Linked DNA regions of Homo sapiens: region 2 is linked to region 1. A link is an interaction called in ENCODE POLR2A ChIA-PET data of the cell type or tissue named here. Cell type or tissue: A673. All regions are shown on one strand. Links, peaks and the distances in the headings refer to the core of each region. The heading gives the core; the rest is flanking DNA. Region 1 overlaps RPL36A-HNRNPH2 (RPL36A-HNRNPH2 readthrough). Region 2 overlaps TAF7L (TATA-box binding protein associated factor 7 like).

What was found. Peaks named below come from ENCODE experiments on the same cell type or tissue, not always from the same donor. Only the 100,000 strongest peaks of a DNase experiment are listed, where the experiment ranks them.
Region 2: POLR2A ChIA-PET joins it to region 1 with 5 read pairs; 2 of 35 experiments call an interaction of 5 or more read pairs at or near these places.

Annotation. Positions count from the first base shown.
Region 1 is chrX:101,391,669-101,397,862 of GRCh38, forward strand. RPL36A-HNRNPH2 (RPL36A-HNRNPH2 readthrough) reads left to right here. Exons shown (of 4, transcript NM_001199974.2): 3 at 87-154. It overlaps RPL36A (ribosomal protein L36a), which reads left to right. Exons shown (of 5, transcript NM_021029.6): 3 at 87-154; 4 at 3,667-3,789; 5 at 4,060-4,487. The coding sequence ends at 4,080. GLA (galactosidase alpha) reads right to left here. Exons shown (of 7, transcript NM_000169.3): 7 at 6,135-6,194. The coding sequence ends at 6,141. Among named protein-coding and RNA genes, the nearest start is that of RPL36A-HNRNPH2, 3.8 kb to the left of the region's middle. In A673, for the core only: no CTCF peak of the experiment used is centred there; no DNase peak of the experiment used is centred there; H3K4me3 peaks cover 642 bases; H3K27ac peaks cover 486 bases.
Region 2 is chrX:101,265,824-101,277,554 of GRCh38, forward strand. It overlaps TAF7L (TATA-box binding protein associated factor 7 like), which reads right to left. Exons shown (of 13, transcript NM_001168474.2): 10 at 10,484-10,705; 11 at 10,177-10,289; 12 at 9,399-9,458; 13 at 2,434-3,414. The coding sequence ends at 3,370. Among named protein-coding and RNA genes, the nearest start is that of TAF7L, 20 kb to the right of the region's middle. In A673, for the core only: no CTCF peak of the experiment used is centred there; no DNase peak of the experiment used is centred there.

The DNA.
Region 1 (6,194 bases), core at 1,195-6,194:
TTTCTGCTGCGAAATTAAGATAAAACCTGTAAGACTTACTTGCTGATCTTCAGTATTTTATAACAAATACCAATTCGTTTTCCCAGGAAAGCGGCGTTATGACAGGAAGCAGAGTGGCTATGGTGGGCAAACTAAGCCGATTTTCCGGAAAAAGGTGAGTGGTAGTTACTATTTGACGTTTCCCAGTTAATTGCCGTAAGGATATGCACTTGTCTCTAGTCCACACACTTCATGATATAGGTATAGCGTTAGTTTAGCGAAGTTTTCACTGCACTGATATATCTAGTAGGTGATGGAGCTGGGAATGCAACTCATGTCTGACTAGTCCACAATACTGCACTATTTCAGTGTTTACGATTTTTTATCCTTTCCCTTCTGAAGAGGCAAAAAATTGAGGAATGTGCCCTGCTTTCCTAAGAACTGAAGTGTGAGTACACTGGTAAATCCTTTCATTTGCCTTGTTCCTTATCTGTCAATATGTCTGAATCCTCGCTTGTTGGTTGCACTAAGAATTGTTCTGTTGTTTCTCATCACAGAAATCTGCAGTCAACTACCTGTTCTCGTGAAGTCTTAAAACTCTTATAGAATAGCCATTTAGGCCTTTCTGCTAGCCTCCTGAATTCTGTATTCTCAGGCTGAGCGAGTTTCTGTTTACTCTCAAACCTTAGGTGATTTGGCTAACTCTTAAAGTAATTAGCACGATGATTGGAACGGAGCATTCTCTCCAACACAGCATTTCTTTTGGCACTTTGCTTCTTGTGCAGTTTAGCTCCAGAAAGTATTAAGGAATGACTTTAGTGCTCATTTGGATGCAGTAAGTGGTTTGATCTCAGGGTGGCAAAAAGAATGCTTTTTTTATACCTTTTCACATTCGGATAACTTGTTTAGAAGACAGAGGTTCTAACTAGGTTTTGGCCTATTAAGAACTGCAAACTAGCAGCAGCAGAACTCTGGCTAAAGGGGCAAGCTTATTAGGAAATTGAGTATTTAAAAGTTGAGCTACCATATGATCCAACAATCCCACTGCTGGGTATATACCCAGAAGAAAATCGGTATATCAAAGAGATATCTGCACTCCTATGTTTGTTGTAGCACTGTTTATAATAGCTAAGATTTAGAAGCAACCTTAGTGTCCATCGGGATGAATGGATAAAGAAAATGTACCTATACGCGGCCAGGCACGGTGGCTTGTGCCTAGCACTTTGGAAAGCCGAGGCGGGTGGATCACCTGAGGTCAGGAGTTCGAGACCAGCCTGGCCAAGATAGTGAAACCCCGTCTCTAGTAAAAATACAAAAATTAGCCGGGCTTGTGGTGTGGGCCTGTAATCTCAGCCACCCGGGAGGCTGAGGCAGGAGAATCGCTGGAACCTGGGAGGCAGAGGCTGCAGTGAGCCGAGATCACGCCACTGTACTCCAGCCTGGGCGACAGAGCAAGACTCCATCTCAAAAAAAAAAAAAAAAAAAAGGGAAAAAGAAAATGCACCTATACACAGTGGTACTATTCAGCCATAAAAAGAATGAGATCCAGTCATTTACAACAACATGGGTGGAACTGGAGATCGTTATGTTAAGTGAAATAGGCACACAAAGACAAGCATCACATGTTCTTGTTTGTGGGATCTAAAAATCAAAACAAGTGGACTTGTCATATAGAGAGTAGAAGGATGGTTACCAGAAGCTGAGAACTTCTGGTGGCGGGAGGTGGGGATGGTTAATGGGTACAAAAAGAAAAAAGAATGAATTAGACCAACTATTTGATAGCACGACAGCGTGACTAAAGTCAATAACTTAGTTACATATTTTAAAATAACTTAGAGTGTAATTGGATTGTTTGTACCTCAAAGAAAAAATGCAATAAAACTTTACAGTGGAGAAACCTAACAAGCACTACCTCAGCCAGGTAATCAAGGTTAACATCAACAGTCACGAGTCATGTTGATATATACCCTTGATAAGGTGTGATGAAAATGACACTTAAACCTAAAAATCCATAACCCTATCTAATGAGAAAAATAACAAATCCCAAGAGGGGCATTTTACAAAATACTTGACCAGTAGTGCGGAAATTGTCAAGGTCATCAAAAAAGTCTGAGAAATTGCCACAGCCAAAGGAGTCTAGAGACATGATGACTAAATGTTAGGTGGTGTCCTGCGTGGGGTCCTAGAACAGAAAAAGGACATTAGAAAAACATAAGGAAATAAAAAAAAAGTATGGACTTGAGTTAATAAGGCATCAGTGTTGGTTTGTTAATGAGTCATACTAATGTAAGATGAGAAACTGGTAAGGTTTATAAGAACTCTGTAGCATGTTTGCAATTTTTTGGTAAATAGAAAACTTGTAAACAATAGTTCTGTTGTTTAGGTAAAAGGAGCAATCAAGGCCGTGCGTGGTGGCTCGCGCCTGTAATCCCAGCACTTTGGGAGGCCAAGGCGGGTGTATCACCTGAGGTCAGGGGATCAAGACCAGCCTGTCCAACATGATGAAACCCCCATCTCTAGTAAAAATAAGAAAAAATTAGCTGGGCGTGGTGGTGGGCGCCTGTTATCCCAGCTACTCAGGAGGCTGAAGCAGGAGAATTGTTTGAACCCAGGAGAAGGAGCTGAGATCACGTCATTGCACTCCAGCCTGGGCAACAAGAGCAAAACTCCATCTCAAAAAAAAAAAAAAAGAACAATAAAAAAAGTTGAGGATTAGTGGGGAGTGTAGTTTGAGTTAAATAATTCAGTTGAATGGACATAAATTCTAGACATAATTGTAGGTAGTCTTAGAATTTATTGATCTTTTATAGAGATGGGGTTCTCACTATGTTGCCCAGGCTGGTCTCAAAATCCTGGGCTCAAGTGATCCTGCCTCAGCCTCACAAACTGTTGGGATTAAAGAACTATGCAGAGCTGCTGAATGGCCACAAGTTCAGGGTGGCAAGATGAGTTGCCCATTTGATAGGAAGCTCTAGGATGTTTGATCTGAATGGGGTTTGGATTCAAACTTGATGACAACTGGGTGACATGCCATCTTTGCTATTACCACATTTTCTCTTTATATATATATATTTATATATTATATATTATATATATTTTTATGTTTTTTATATATATTTATATATATAATATATATATATATATTTTTTTTTTTTTTTTGAGATGGAGTCTCTGTTTCCCTGGCTGGAGTGCAGTGGTGCGATCTCTGCTCACTGCAACTTCCGCCCACCTCCCGGGTTCAAGTGATTCTTCTGCCTCAGCCTCCTAAGCAGCTGGGATTATAGACACGTGCCACCATGCCCGGCTGATTTTTTTGTATTTTTAGTAGAGATGGGGTTTCACCATGTTGGTCAGGCTGGTCTTGAACTCCTGACCTCATGATCTGCCTGCCTCGGCCTCCCAAAGTGCTAGGATTACAGGCATGAGCCACTGTGCCCAGCCTTCTCTTTATTTTTTTTAGTCCACAAGTTCTACACATTTTCTCTTAAATTCACTGATTTTTAGATTATTTTCTCCCTATGGCTTAAGAGTATACTGAGTACTATTTAAAGCAAAGCATTGCAAAAGAATAGTTGCCCCACTATTCATTTGCAATGCTTTGCTTTAAATAGTACTTAAAGTAGTCATTTTTGAAGAAAGTGATCTTCTGTAGTTATTTATTAAGGCTTTAATTTAATTTTTTTTCAGGCTAAAACTACAAAGAAGATTGTGCTAAGGCTTGAGTGCGTTGAGCCCAACTGCAGATCTAAGAGAATGCTGGCTATTAAAAGATGCAAGCATTTTGAACTGGGAGGAGATAAGAAGAGAAAGGTATATAATTATGGGTGGAAGGTGCAATCTTTTTCATAGCTTTATTATTTGAAAAGGTGAACATCTATTCATTGTGGCATAGAGCTCAGGGGTAATCCTCTAAAAATATTAGATCTATAGCTAAAGATATGTGAGGTCTTTTGCTACAAGGAGGAAAGGAAGAATGAGGCAGCTTAACAGCATGGTGAGTATTTTAGGAACAGATAATGTTCTTAATGGGGCAGTAGTTCATGGCAAAATACAAAACAACTTTTTTCTGTTCTGTTACAGGGCCAAGTGATCCAGTTCTAAGTGTCATCTTTTATTATGAAGACAATAAAATCTTGAGTTTATGTTCACTTCATTTGTTTGCTGTTCATCTTTTGGGAGGGAATAAGCTAGAGCCATCAATACAATTCCGCTTGTGGGGAAATTTATGCCTCTTACTGGTACTACTTGTTTTGCATTGAAGCTGACTGGTTGAGTTCACATCATATGTTGCAATTTTCTAATTTGGCACTTCAATCACTAGGGGCCTTATGAGGCAGTTTGTCATTATGCAATGGTTATTGGTTATCATGTGAGTAGACACATTTCAGGCTAATAGGGAGAAGTCAGTAACACATTCATAGTGAATATGAGATGTCTTTGCTAAGAGTTAAGTGTCAGATCTTTGTTATAACAGTTAATTTAATAAAGAATTTTGGCATTGTTCTTCAGACACAGTACACTGTAACATATATAACATTGTCTGTGGACTTGGTCTTACACTCTTGAACATTTTGACATTCCCCCTCACATTTTAAAGTAGATATATTTATACCAAAATAACTACAAAGAATAGGTTTTCTAGTGTATGAAACCCCCCAGTGGAGTTTTTTTTTTTTTTTTGAGACAGGGTCTCCCTCTCGTAAGTGCCAGTGGTGTGGATCATAGCTTGCTACAGCTTTGAGCTTGCAGGCTCAAGTGGTCCACCTGCCTCAGCCTCCTGAGTAGCTGGGACTATAGGTGCCTGTTACCATACCTGGCTAATTTTAGTTTTTGTGTTGGGTGTCTCTCTTTGTTACTCAGCTAGTCTGGAACTCCTGGCCTTCAGTGAAACTCCTATCTCAGCATCCCAAGATGTTGGGATTACAGGTGTGAGCCACCAGGTCTGGCCAAACTCCCCGGTGGAAGAATCTTAAGAGACAAAATATCCATTCTTTAAAATGCCTCTTAACAGTTCCAAATTATACATCTTTTTTTTTTTCTTTTTTTGAGATGGAGTGTTGCTCGTTACCTAGGCTGGAGTGCAATTGGTACAACCTCAGCTCACTGCAGCCTCTGCCTCCCAGGTTCAAGTGATTGTCCTGCCTCAGCCTCTGGAGTAGCTGGGATTACAGGTGCCTGCCACCTGCCTGGCTAATTTTTGTATTTTTAGTAGAGAGGGGGTTTCACCATGTTGGCCAGGATGGTCTCCATCTCCTGACCTCGTGATCCGCCCGACTTGGCCTCCCAAAGTGTTGGGATTACAGGCGTGAGACACCGTGCCTGGCCTATACATCCTTCTTAATACATTTCAGTCTTAATGATGTTTAGCTCTTGGTAGTTAAATATGCTACACATTTTGATAATTGGGAGAGAATCTCAACAAGGGGGGTGGGTATCTGGATGAGTAAATATGGGTTTAATAGTTTTATTCCTAAAGTTTAAACTTCGGAAAATTTTATTCAAGGAAATAGAACTTTTTTTTTTGAGATGGAGTCTTGCTCTGTTGCCCAGGCTGGAATGCAGTGGCGTGATCTTGGGTCACTGCACCCCCCCACTTCCCGGGTTCAAGTGATTCTCCTGCCTCAGTCTCCTGAGTAGCTGGGGCTACAGAAGCTCGCCACCATACCTGGCTAATTTTTGTATTTTTAGTAGAGACAGGGCTTTACTATGTTAGCCAGGCTGGTCTTGAAATCCTAACCTCAAGTGATCTGCCTGCCTCAGCTTCCAAAAGTGCTGGGATTCCAGGCATGAGCCACTGTGCCTGGCTTTTTTTTTTTTTTTTGAGATGGAATCTTTGTTGCCCAGGCTGGAGTGAGGTGGCATGATCTCAGCTCAATGCAACCTCCACCTCCCGGGTTCAAGCGATTCTCATGCCTCAGCCCCCAGAGTAGCTGGGACCACAGGCGTGCGCCACCACACCTGGCTAATTTTTATATTTTTATTAGAAATGGGGTTTCACCATGTTGTCCAGGCGGGTCTCAAAGTCCCGACCTCAGGTGATCTGCCCGCCTCAGCCTCCCAAAGTGCTGGGATTACAGGCATGAGCCACCTAGCCTTGAGCTTTTAAAGTGAATGGAGAAAAAGGTGGACAGGAAGTAGTAGTTGGCAATAAAATAAACATTTTAAAGTAAGTCTTTTAATGACATCTGCATTGTATTTTCTAGCTGAAGCAAAAC
Region 2 (11,731 bases), core at 4,071-9,070, 120 kb before region 1:
GGTAGGACCCCCTGGTACTGTGTAGCCAATGACACACTGCAGCTAAGCAGTTTTATGGCCTGCAACTGTACCCTCTGGAGTGGGAAGCAGGCAGAAAGCCCTATACTTAACTGGAACGAGGGAGGCAGGTGACAAGCTGTCTCATGGCAACCTCCCTCAAGATAGGGAGATGACTGAGAAACGCTCTTGTAGCAAATTCTCACAAGACTGCCTGTCTTCCTGTGTTCCGGGAGGATCACAGGATGTTATGCCAGGACCTGAGTCAGCCTGCAGTTGAGCCTGGCCTGTGTGGCCTATGTGGATAGTGTAAGGTCATCAGGATGCGGGCACAGAGCAGTTCCTTTATAGAAATCCAGTGTTTATTTTACACTTACTGCACATCTCAACTCAGGCTAGTCATGTGGTGCTCAAAAACCACATGTGCCTAGTGGATACCATATTGGACAGCACAAGTCTGTAGCATACAGAAGTCAAAATCACTGAGCTATAGCAAAGGAAAACTTTCTGAGGTGTCAGAGTGAATGTGTGCATGTGTATGTTGGGGTGGGGTGGAAAGTCAGAACGGCAATAGCTTTGGGTGACTGGAGGGCAGTGGTGAAGTAGCCCCCCTGGGTTACATTGAGAAGTGGTAGCAGAGGAGATGGAGGGGCATCGCAAACACACTAGCTTGCCCTTGCCCCTTCCTGTTGTGTTGTCTTCCCTACCACCCCGCCTCTCAGCAGAGCTCTGACTGTTCTCAGGCTGCAGTATCAGACAGAGGCTGTATGAGGGCTCTTCTACCTCTTCCACTCCTGGATGCCCGCTGTGGCACATGTGCCACACTCACTGGCCTGTCTCTCCAGCATGACCCCAGGGTACTTTCTATCAGTCCCCTGCCTGCCTTTATCTGGAAAGGCCTATCTTCTTTTCAAACTCTGCTTCTTTCCCCACCTTCTACCTCTGACACTCAACTTCTTTCCCTCATTCTTTCTCCTTATTCTCATCTTTTAAGTTACGGGTTTCTGAAAAAAACAATCTTTTTAAAATATCATCTTGGTTTTCAAGCAATCCTCGAACTTCTCTCCTAATCTGGGCTCCATTTTGTTTGCCTTTAACATGCCTATCTCCCTTAGTCCTACTTTTTCCCTTGCATTTCCCTCAGCATTCCTGCCGTCTCCATCCCAACTTCACAGGCCCTGCTCATACATGACCTCTCCTTTGCCCATGGCTTAACTTTGACTTGGAGTAGGAGCACTAAAAGTGGCACGGAGAACTGAGGATTATATTTCTTAAAGCAGCACTGACTTTGTCAATTGGGATCAGACCCGGGGCTAGCTGGGCTACTTCCAGAAAACCCCCAGATGCCTCTTGGTGGTAAGCATTATCACCCATGATTTACAATGAGAAAATAGAGGCTCTAAGAAGCGTAGGGGTGGGCAGGCATGATGGCTCACGCCTGTAATCCCGGCACTTTGGGAGGCCAAGGCAGGTGGATCACCTGAGGTCAGGAGTTCGAGACCAGCCTGGCCAACATAGTGAAACCCCGTCTCTCCTAAAAATACAAAAATTAGCCAGGCATGGTGGCAGCTGCCTGTAATCCTTGCTACTTGGGAGGCTGAGGCAGGAGAATCACCTGAACCCGGGAGGCGGAGGTTACAGTGAGCCAAAATCGCACCACTGCACTCCAGCCTGGGCGACAGAGCAAGACTCCATCTCAAAACAAAAAAAGAACCATAGGGGCTTGCCCAAGGCAAGTTCCATCCTTGTGTGAGTTCCACTACAGCATGGTAATTCAACCCAAATATTGGAGCCGCCATTTGTATCACTTCTCTAACCACCCCCCACCACCCGCTCCATCTCATATTAACCATATAGCATTGGGATTTGGAGCAAATCTTCTCACCTTAACAATACAGCATTGGGATTTTATTTGCTTAGTTTATTAGGAGTTACCCTAAGAACTCTGGAAGGATGCCCCAAGGCTGATAGCATCTTCTGCCATTTTCTAATCAGAGTGCTATGGTCCGAATGTGTCCCCCAAAATTCATATGTTAAGATATAATCAGTAATGTGTTAGTATTAAGAGGTAGGGCTTTTGGGAGGTGATTAGGTAATGAGGGCTCCACCCTTATGAATGGAATTAGCGCCCTTTTAAAAGAGGCCCGAGGGAGTTTGTTTGCCCTGCGGTCATGTGAGGATGCACCCCGAAGACGCTAGGAAGCAGACAAACCCCTCACCAGATGCCAAAGCTGCTGGCACCTTGATCTTAGACTTCCAAGCCTCCAGAGCTATAAGCAATAAATTTCTGTTGTTTATATTTACCCAGTCTATGGTATTTTTGTTACAGCAGCCCAAATGAACTAAGATATAGAGCTTATTGCTTTTCTTCTTGTTTCTGTTTGGATATGAGTACACTCATCATGGGGGATGGTTTAATAAATTGACAACAATCCATTTAAAATGAACAATTTATTTATTGCTTAAAGAACATAGACCATAAAACACTAATAATATACCTAGAAAAAAACCCAAACAAGATTGTTAAAGAAGTCTTCATAGGCATTATGGCATCTTGTTCTTCCTAACCTTAACTGATGAGGGTTAGGAGGAGAAGGCTCAGAATAAGGATAACAGTTCATAATTTCTTCATCTCTGCTCTAACTGTTCCCTTAGTTGGTGAATAACAACCAGCTCCATCCTAAAAACAACAGAACATAAGCAGCAGCAAGGAATCATCCTTGAGCAGGAATGCAGTCCTGTTACCTGAACAGAGACAGAACACAATCTAGTATTAACTGCTGCAAGGTAGGCACTTAAACTCACTATGGCAGGTCCTAGTGCTTAGTAGAAATGACCTCGTTTTTTCCCCTATGTTTTAGGAAATACTAAAAACCAAAAGAAAAGCTAAAACATATGCAAACCAAACAGCTGTACGGCCTCTAGGCTAGACTGCCTTTAGAAGCATGGCTGAATAATCTGCTGGTACCATAGCACAGAAGCAATATAATCAATTCTTGTTTGGTGTGGTGGTGCACAACTGTAGTCCCAGCTACTCAGGAGGCTGAGGCGGAAGGATCCCTTAAGCCCAGGAGTCTGAATTCAGCCTGGGCAACATAACAAGACCCCATTTCTAAATTAATAATAATAATTCCCAAATTGACAAAGAGAAAGTCTCATGGTCGAGTGGGGTCTTTAAGTCTACTACATTTTTATACTGGCCTTTTCTACATGACTACAAACTGTGAGCATATTTTAAGTAGCAAAGAAGGTACAGATAAATATAACTGATTCAACATAAGGCAACTGAAGGGACAAAAACGTGCACAGTTTCATCCAATCTGCAGTCTGGATGGTGAATCCAAGGTTTGTGGGCCACGCCAATGGCTCTCCTCACTTCTTCAGAAAACGCTGCAACTGTTCCTGTAGGGAAATGAGCTGTAGGGAGAGGTAGAAAGACATGAAAAATTCATTTGAAATTTGAGGTCCCATTACTTGATCTAGAATTTACTTAAATGAACCAAAAAGAACTACTGTTATTTGGCATTTATAAGGTTATCTTAGTCTTGCAATGTTCCAGAGAATACTGGCCACAGTCAAGAATGCATGCATACTGCTGTGGCCATGATGATGTCCTTTATTATGCCCAATTTATGAAGAGAAGCTTTGTATTAGTCAGTTTTCACACTGCTGATAAAGATATACCTGAGTTTGGGAAGAAAAAGAGGTTTAATGGACTTACAGTTCCACATAGCTGGAGGCCTCACAATCATGGTGGAAGGCAAGGAGGAGCAAGTCATATCTTACATGGATGGCAGCAGGCAAAGAGAGGAGAACTTATGCAGGGAAACTCCCCTTTTTAAAACCATCAGATCTCGTGAGACTTATTCACTATCACGAGAACAGCATGGGAAAGACCTGCCCCCATGATTCAATTACCTCCCACCAGGTGCCTCCCACAACACGTGGGAATTAAAGATGAGATTTGGGTGGGGACACAGACAAACCATATCAAGCTTTAAAATTGAATAGGCTTTAAAAAAAAACAATATTTTTGCTGTTAAGAATTTGTGCTTCTGTGAAGAATATACAGAGGTCACAGCTCACTGTAGGGGCAAAGGAGATGGGATCTCTGTAGCCATATTCTAAGAGTCAGATGATAAAACAGTTGGGACACTCTCTTGTCCCAATGAACACAATGGGTCTTAGACTGAGTCTTACCAGCTGCTTCTTACCACATTAGGAGATACTTAGAAACTGAGCCAGAGCCCTGACCAATCAGGAGCCTGATGATGTTCTACTTAATGCTTTCTAAGTTAGAAGCCCTGAACATTTTGTGGTATAGGATTTACTTTTTTTTAACTTGAAATGGTAAAGTGACCAATAACATTCAGAGATGTATGCCATCTTTACAACAAAGGTTGTTTTTGAATATTATTCATTTCAGGACACTCCATACCAGAATGAATTTTTAGTCTGTGAAATGAAAGGAACATTATAAAACAATCCTATGCTGCACATCACCTACCAAGCCACAATAATTGCTGTCCGCAGTAACTTAGAGGCTCTTCTCACTCAGTTGCTGAGTGACCCCTGATTGACCATGATTACAACCACTGACTGATCCAGTTCTTTCTCCTTTGCAGGCTCTTTCTCTTCCCACCACCCCCTATAGATAGGTTTTTCCTTAGGTTCAGACTTCTTGCTGAACAATCAACCAGGCTAACTCAACTAGCCCCACAGCTTCAATGATCATTTCTGTGTATGGGCCTCTCTCCAATTTCCCATTTTCAAAAGCACTTCTCCACATACCCCTCCAAATCCACTTTTTGTTATCCTATTTTCAGTTAATGGCACATCATTTCCCAGTTTCCCAGGCTTTGGACTCATCTTTGTTCCCCTTTTTGCCCTGTAAATCCAATCAATTGTTAAGCTCTGTTTGCTTCTACCACTTGCACCTTTGAAGCTCCAGGCTGTCCCCACTCCAATTTCTCCTATATACTTCTGGCAGAAAAATCTTCCTGAGTTATTCCCCAGGTAAAAAGGCTTTGAAGGTTCATTATGACCTACACCAAAAATCTAAACTGTTCACCCTGGCATCACCACCTCTGAGCCAGTGTGCATGCTGCTTTCTCATGGAATGCACTCCTTTCCCTATCTCCTTATTAAAACCCTACCTATATTTTAAGGCCCCAGTCAAACACCATCTTCTCCATGAAGTCTTCTTTAATATCCATGGACAATCTGTCATTCCTTTAAGTCCCTACCCCTCTTGCCAATTTCTCCCCAAATGAAGACAGAGACTACATCATAAGCATATCATAGCTCCCTGTAGAGCCTAGCTTAAAGTAGACACCTACTAAATCTAATTTGGATAAATGAACTAACATAAGGGACTCTGAGTAAATAAAGTTTACAGCTACATTTCTATGCTGCTCCTCAATACTAAATATAGTCATGTGTTACTTAACAATGGGGATATGTTCTAAGAAATGCATCCTTAGGCAATTTTGTCATGACGCGAACATGATAGAACATACTTACACCAACCTAGATAGTATAGCTTACTACACACCTAGGCTACATAGTATAGTCTATCGTTCCTAGGTTACAAACCTGTACAGCATATTACTGTACTGAATACTGTAGGCAATTGTAGCACAATGTTAAGTATTTGTGTATCTAAACATAGAAAAGGTAAACTAAAAATACAATATAAAAAATTAAAAATGGTACACTTATATAGGGCACTTACTATGAATAGAGCTTGCAGGACTAGAAGTTGCTGTGGGTGAGTCAGTGAGTGAGTGGTGAGTGAATGTGAAGGCCTAGGACATTACTATGCACTACTGAAGACTATATAAACACTATATACTTAGGCTATAGTAAAATAATTTAAAAATTAAGTAATTCTGCTGCTATGTTATGATGGCCACAGTGTCACCAGGTGACAGGAATTTCTTAGCTCCATTATAATCTTATGGGACTACCATCATATATGCAGTCTGTCATTGGCCAAAATGTTGTTATGCAGCATACAACTGTACTTACATTGATGAAAACAAAGATGTTTGGTGGGTACTAAAACAATCCTGGCATTAACTGTTCATCTGATTGTTTTAAAGCAGTATTAAGCAGTACTTGGATAAGTGATTTGCTGAGAGGAAGGGAATATATAGAACATAAAAATTCCGCTAGCCTTGTGGGGATGGGGGTGGGGAGTAGTGCCTGTACTTCAAGAGCACCATGCTAAGCCCATCCTCATAATACCAACTCCAGTCTCTTTAAAATTGTAACCCTCAACAGTATAAGGTTAGAGTCAGCACACATTTTCTATACAGCTGCTTGACCCTCATTTAGCCTATATTGCCTTCTTCTCTCTTCGCCCTGTACACTCTCTTGTGGCTTTGAAAAATACAGTTGTCGTTCAAGTTAGAAATACATACATCCTTAATGATTCCTTCTCCTTCAACACCCAGTAATTGACCCAACTCCTGTCAATTCTACCTTTAAAGTATATTCTCTAATATATCAATATTCATTGCAGCATTATTCATAATAGCCAAAAGTGAAAGCAACCCAAATGTCCATCAGCAGATGAATGAATAAACAAAATGTGGTATATTGATCCAATGGAGTATTAGTCAGTTTTAAATGGAAAAAAGTACTGATACATGCCATAACATGGATGAACCCTGAAAATATGCTAAATGAGAGGAGCCCGACTCAAAACACCATGTATTATATGATTTCACTTGTATGAAATAACTAGAATAGGCAGTAGATTAGTAGAAACTAGATGAGTGGTTGCCTAGTGCTGGGCAGGGGAGAGGTTCTGGAGAAGTGGGGAGTGACTACTAATGGATACAGGGTTTCTTTTTGGAGTGATGAAACTATTCTAAAATTGACTGCAGTGGTGGTTGTACAACTCTGAATATGCTAAAAGCCACTGAATTGTATAGTTTAAATGGGTGACTTGTCGGGGGTGGGGAGGACGGGGTTTGAGGCAGTCTCACTCTGTCACCCAGGCTGGAGTGCAGTGGTGGGATCTCTGCTCACTGCAACCTCTGCCTCCCAGGCTCAAGCAATCCTCCCACCTCAGCCTCCCGAGCAGCTGGGACTACAGGCATACACCACCATGCCTGGCTAATTTTTGGAGAGACGGGGTTTCACCATGTTGCCCAGGCTGGTCTCGAACTCCTGGGCTGAAGCCATCTGCCCACTTTGGCCTCCCAAAGCGCTAGGATTACAGGCACGCACCACCGCACCCAGCCTAAATGGGTGATATTGTATGGTTTATGAATTACATCTGTTATAAAAACATTTTTATTGCAGTTTAAAAATCTATATTCTTTCAATCTCCATTGCTACTAACTTAGTCCAAGTTACCATCCTCTGTTATTAGAGTACCACAAAGCCCCCCAACCAGCCTCTTTGCTTCTACTCTCACCTTCTTCCAACCCATTCTCCAGATAATAATCAGAGTAACCTTTTAAAAGTTTAAATTAGGCCAGACGTGGTGGCTCACGCCTGTAATCCCAGCACTTTGGGAGGCCAAGGCAGGTGGATCACGAGGTCAGGAGATCAAGACCATCCTCGCTAACACGGTGAAACCCTGTCTCTACTAAAAATACAAAAAATTAGCCGGGCATGGTGGCACGTGCCTGTAGTCCCAGTTACTTGGGAGGCTGAGGGAGGACAATCTCTTGAACCCGAGAGGCGGATGTTGCAGTGAGCCTAGATTGTGCCACTGCACTCCAGCCTGGGCGACAGAGCAAGACTCCATTTAAAAAAAAAAAAGTTTAAATTAGATGTGATTTTCCTATCTACAATTCTTCAAGGACTTCACATTACACTTAAGGCCAAACCCATCCTCCTTATCATGGCCTTCAAGGAACCATACACTATGGTCTCTGCCTACTTCTCCAACCTTATCTTAAGCCATTCTCTTCCTGGCTTTAAATACTCCAAAGGTCCTCAAAGAAGCCAAGTTCTTTCTGAGCATGAGACCTTGCATACGCTCCACCTAAGAGGCTCCTCATCCCACTCTTTGCCTGGACTTAATCCTTCCGGTCTCAGCTTCAATAGCACCTCCTAGGAGAGGTCTATCATGATCCCCCAATTAATTCAAGACCCTTTATTCTAATAGCACCACTGACTTTTTTCCTTCATAGCACTTCTTCACAATTTGTAACTTTATATTTGTATAATTTGTTTATTGTCAATCTCCCCTGCTAGACAGCTCCACGAGGATAAGTACAGCAGGTCCTTGAATAACATCGTTTTGTCCAATGTCGTTTTGTTACAGTAAGTCCTCACTTAATGTCATCAATAGGTTCTTAGAAACTGCAACTTTAAGCAAAATGACATGCAAAAGGTCTCCAAATAACATTGTTAGTTCAATGTCATTTCATTATAATTTTTTTTTTTTTTGAGACAGGGGCTCACTTTGTTGCCCAAGCTGGAGTGCAGTGGTGTGATCATGGCTCACTGCAGCCTCAACCTCCTGGGCTCAAGCAATCCTCCCACCTTAGCGTCCTGAGTAGCTGAGACTACAGGCTTATGCCACCACAACCGGCTAATTTTTTGTACAGTCAGCGTTTCACCATGTTGCTCAGATTGGTCTCAAACTCCTGAGCTAAAGCAATCCTCTCGCGTCGGCCTCCCAAAATACTGGGGTTACATGCATGAGCCACCACTCCTGGCCTCATTATAATGTTGATGAGAAAAATAAAATCACTTCCCTGTACACATTAGGTGAATTGGTTTGTCTGAATTGTCCCAGTCTGAGTGAGTGTGGGTGTGAGTGTGGGTGTGAGTGTGCCCTGCAATGGGATGCCATCCTATCCAAGGCTGGTTCCTACCTTGTGCCCTGAGCTGCTGGGATAGGCTCTGGCCATCTGAGACCCTGAACTGGAATCACTGGGTACATAATTGTCTTACTTGTTTTTATCAGTCTTTCTCAAATGTATGTATAGCTCACATTTATTTCAACGTTTAATTATTAGAAGCGTTTTGGTTTTTATTTAGAAGTTTGGTGATGTTTTTGTGACCAGAAATATGCTATAGGAACTTAATTCTTCTTTATATCAATTAGCCTATAGTAAAATTGGTTTCATTATATATACATTATTTTGCTTAAAGTTACAGTTTCCAAGAACCTATCAATGACACTGAGGATTTACTGTATTGCATTTGTCTTATTCAACACCGTACATCCAGTGCTTTTCACTTCATAGGCATTCAATATCTGTTGAATGAGTGAATTTTCACAAAGACCTTGTTCCACCCTGCTACCTTCATTTAGAAGATTTGGCTACCACTATTCCTATGAGAGGAACAGCCAGCAATGATATTGGAATTGAAGTGGGGGATTCTCTGTATCAAATGTTTTCTGGTTAATTTGAAAACATACTTCTTACCTTCTCATTTTTTTGTTTTTCCTGTAACTCAAGCTGCTCCAGCACAGACTGAAAATGATTCTGAAAAATAAATTGTATAAATGATGAACACTGAGTCTCAAAGAAAAAAAAAAAAACCAAGGGAGGCAAGGAGTTTGGCAAATAATTGTTTTTGTTTTTGTTTTTGAGGCGGAATCTTCCTCTGTCACCCAGGCTGGAGTGCAGTGGCGCAATCTTGGCTCATGCAACCTCCGCCTCCCAGGCTCAAGTGATTCTCATGTCTCAGCCTCCTGGGTAGCTGGGATTACAGGAGCATGCCACCAGGCCTGGCTAATTTTTGTATTTTTAGTAGAGATGAGGTTTCATCTCTACTAAAAGATCCCTTACTCAGGGATCATTTACTGTGATCCCTGGCAAGTTACTTAACCTCTTTGAGTTTCCATTCTTTATCTATAAAATGGGAGTGGTGACAGTATTTACGTTTCAAGGATGTGAGGATAAAATGTGATAATATGTGTACACAATTCTTAGCCCTTTATGTGCCTTTTACATAGCAAATGCTCAATATTGGCAATTTTTATCTCATATCACCTAGTCCCTTCCCCAAAATGCTTATATTAGATGATCAAAATTACTCAGGTAAAAGGAAACAGGGTTATCTTTTATTAGGAGTTTCTAAGAGGCTGTTTAGGTTCATGAATGAACAAGAACCCTGCACAGAGATAACATAAGTGGAAACACAAAGGCAAGATACTGAAAGTAAGATATCAGGATTTCTTTATGCCAGCCAAGAATTTACCTTGAGTGTCAGGTTTTCCACTTTCATGATGAGATCCTTCTGTCTTTGTGCTTTATTCTGAATCTTATGGAGCTTTTTCTCCTTTTTCTCAATCTGCTTCTGAATTTCCATGACTAATAGAGAAACATAGAACTTTATATATTAAATATAGCCTAAATGAATGGACCAAGATCCAAATCAAGTAAAACTCTACTACACATCGAAGCGATAACTTCTTGAGCTTAGCTTTGAGTCTAATGTATGCTTAGAGTCAACTGTTAGCACTGCCACCCACCCTGGTCCCATCCCTTTGTTTTTTCTGACTTACCTATTGAACTGGTACCTTCATTTGCCCTATACTGGCCAGATTCAATAAACTCGGCCTGCAGCTGCCTTTCCAGATACTCTTCAGAACAATCTTCCTCCTCCTCTTCTTTGTCTTCATCTTCATCCTCATCCTCATCCTCATCCTCATCTTCATCATCCTCATCCTCATCATCATCATTGTTACTTCTAGAATCACTGAACATCTCCCGAAGCATATCATATTCTACTAGTTTTAAGCAAGAAGAAGGTGAACTATCTAAAACTCTGCAAATGACTCATACTCCAGATATAATTATACTCCTTTCACATTCCCCAGGCAACCAGTGAATTTTATAAATCATTTTTTCATGCAGGAAGATTATTCCCTTTATAAAACAAGGACAGCAAATGCAAAACACTGTAACATTCATTCATGTAGTGAATGATCAAGATATTTAGAGACTCTAAGGGTCATAGGAAGTTAAAATACCAGGGGTGGATGGGAGATTAGAACACTAATCTAAAACCCCTAAACTGCCAAGAGACCAATAAGAGGGAAGAAGGGCTGGGTGTGGTGGCTCATGCCTGTAATCCCAGCACTTTGGGAGGCCAACGCGGGCAGAACACTTGAAGCCAGGAGTTGGAGACCAGCCTGGCCAACATGGCAAAACCCCATCTCTACTTACAAAAAAAAAAAAAAGAAAAGAAAAAAGAAAAATTAGCTTGGTGTGGTGGTACATGCCTGTAATCCCAGCTACTTGGGAGGCTGAGGCACAAGAACTACTTGAACCTGGGAGGCAGAGGTTGCAGTGAGCCGAGATCGCACCACTACACTCCAGTTTGGGCGACAGAGCGAGACTCTGTCTCAAAAAAAAAAAAAAAAAAAAAAAAAGGCCAGGCACAGTGGCTCATGCCTGTAATTCAAGCACTTTGGGAGGCCGAGGCAGGCAGATCACTTGAGGTCTGGAATTCAAGACCAGCCTGGCCAACATGGTGAAACCCCGACGCTAGTAAAAAATTAGCTGGGCATGGTGGTGAACACCTGTAATCCCAGCTACCTGGGAGGCCGAGGCAGGAGAATCACTTGAACTCATGAGGCAGAGGTTGTAGTGAGCCGAGATCACGCCACTGCACTCCAGCCTGGGCGACAGAGCAAGACTCCATCTCAAAAAAAAAAAAAAAAAAAGAGGGAAGGACGAAACCATCCTTTTTTTCTGGGTTTTTTTTTTTTTGGATTGGCCTATGAATTTATGGAAAATGATCTGATACC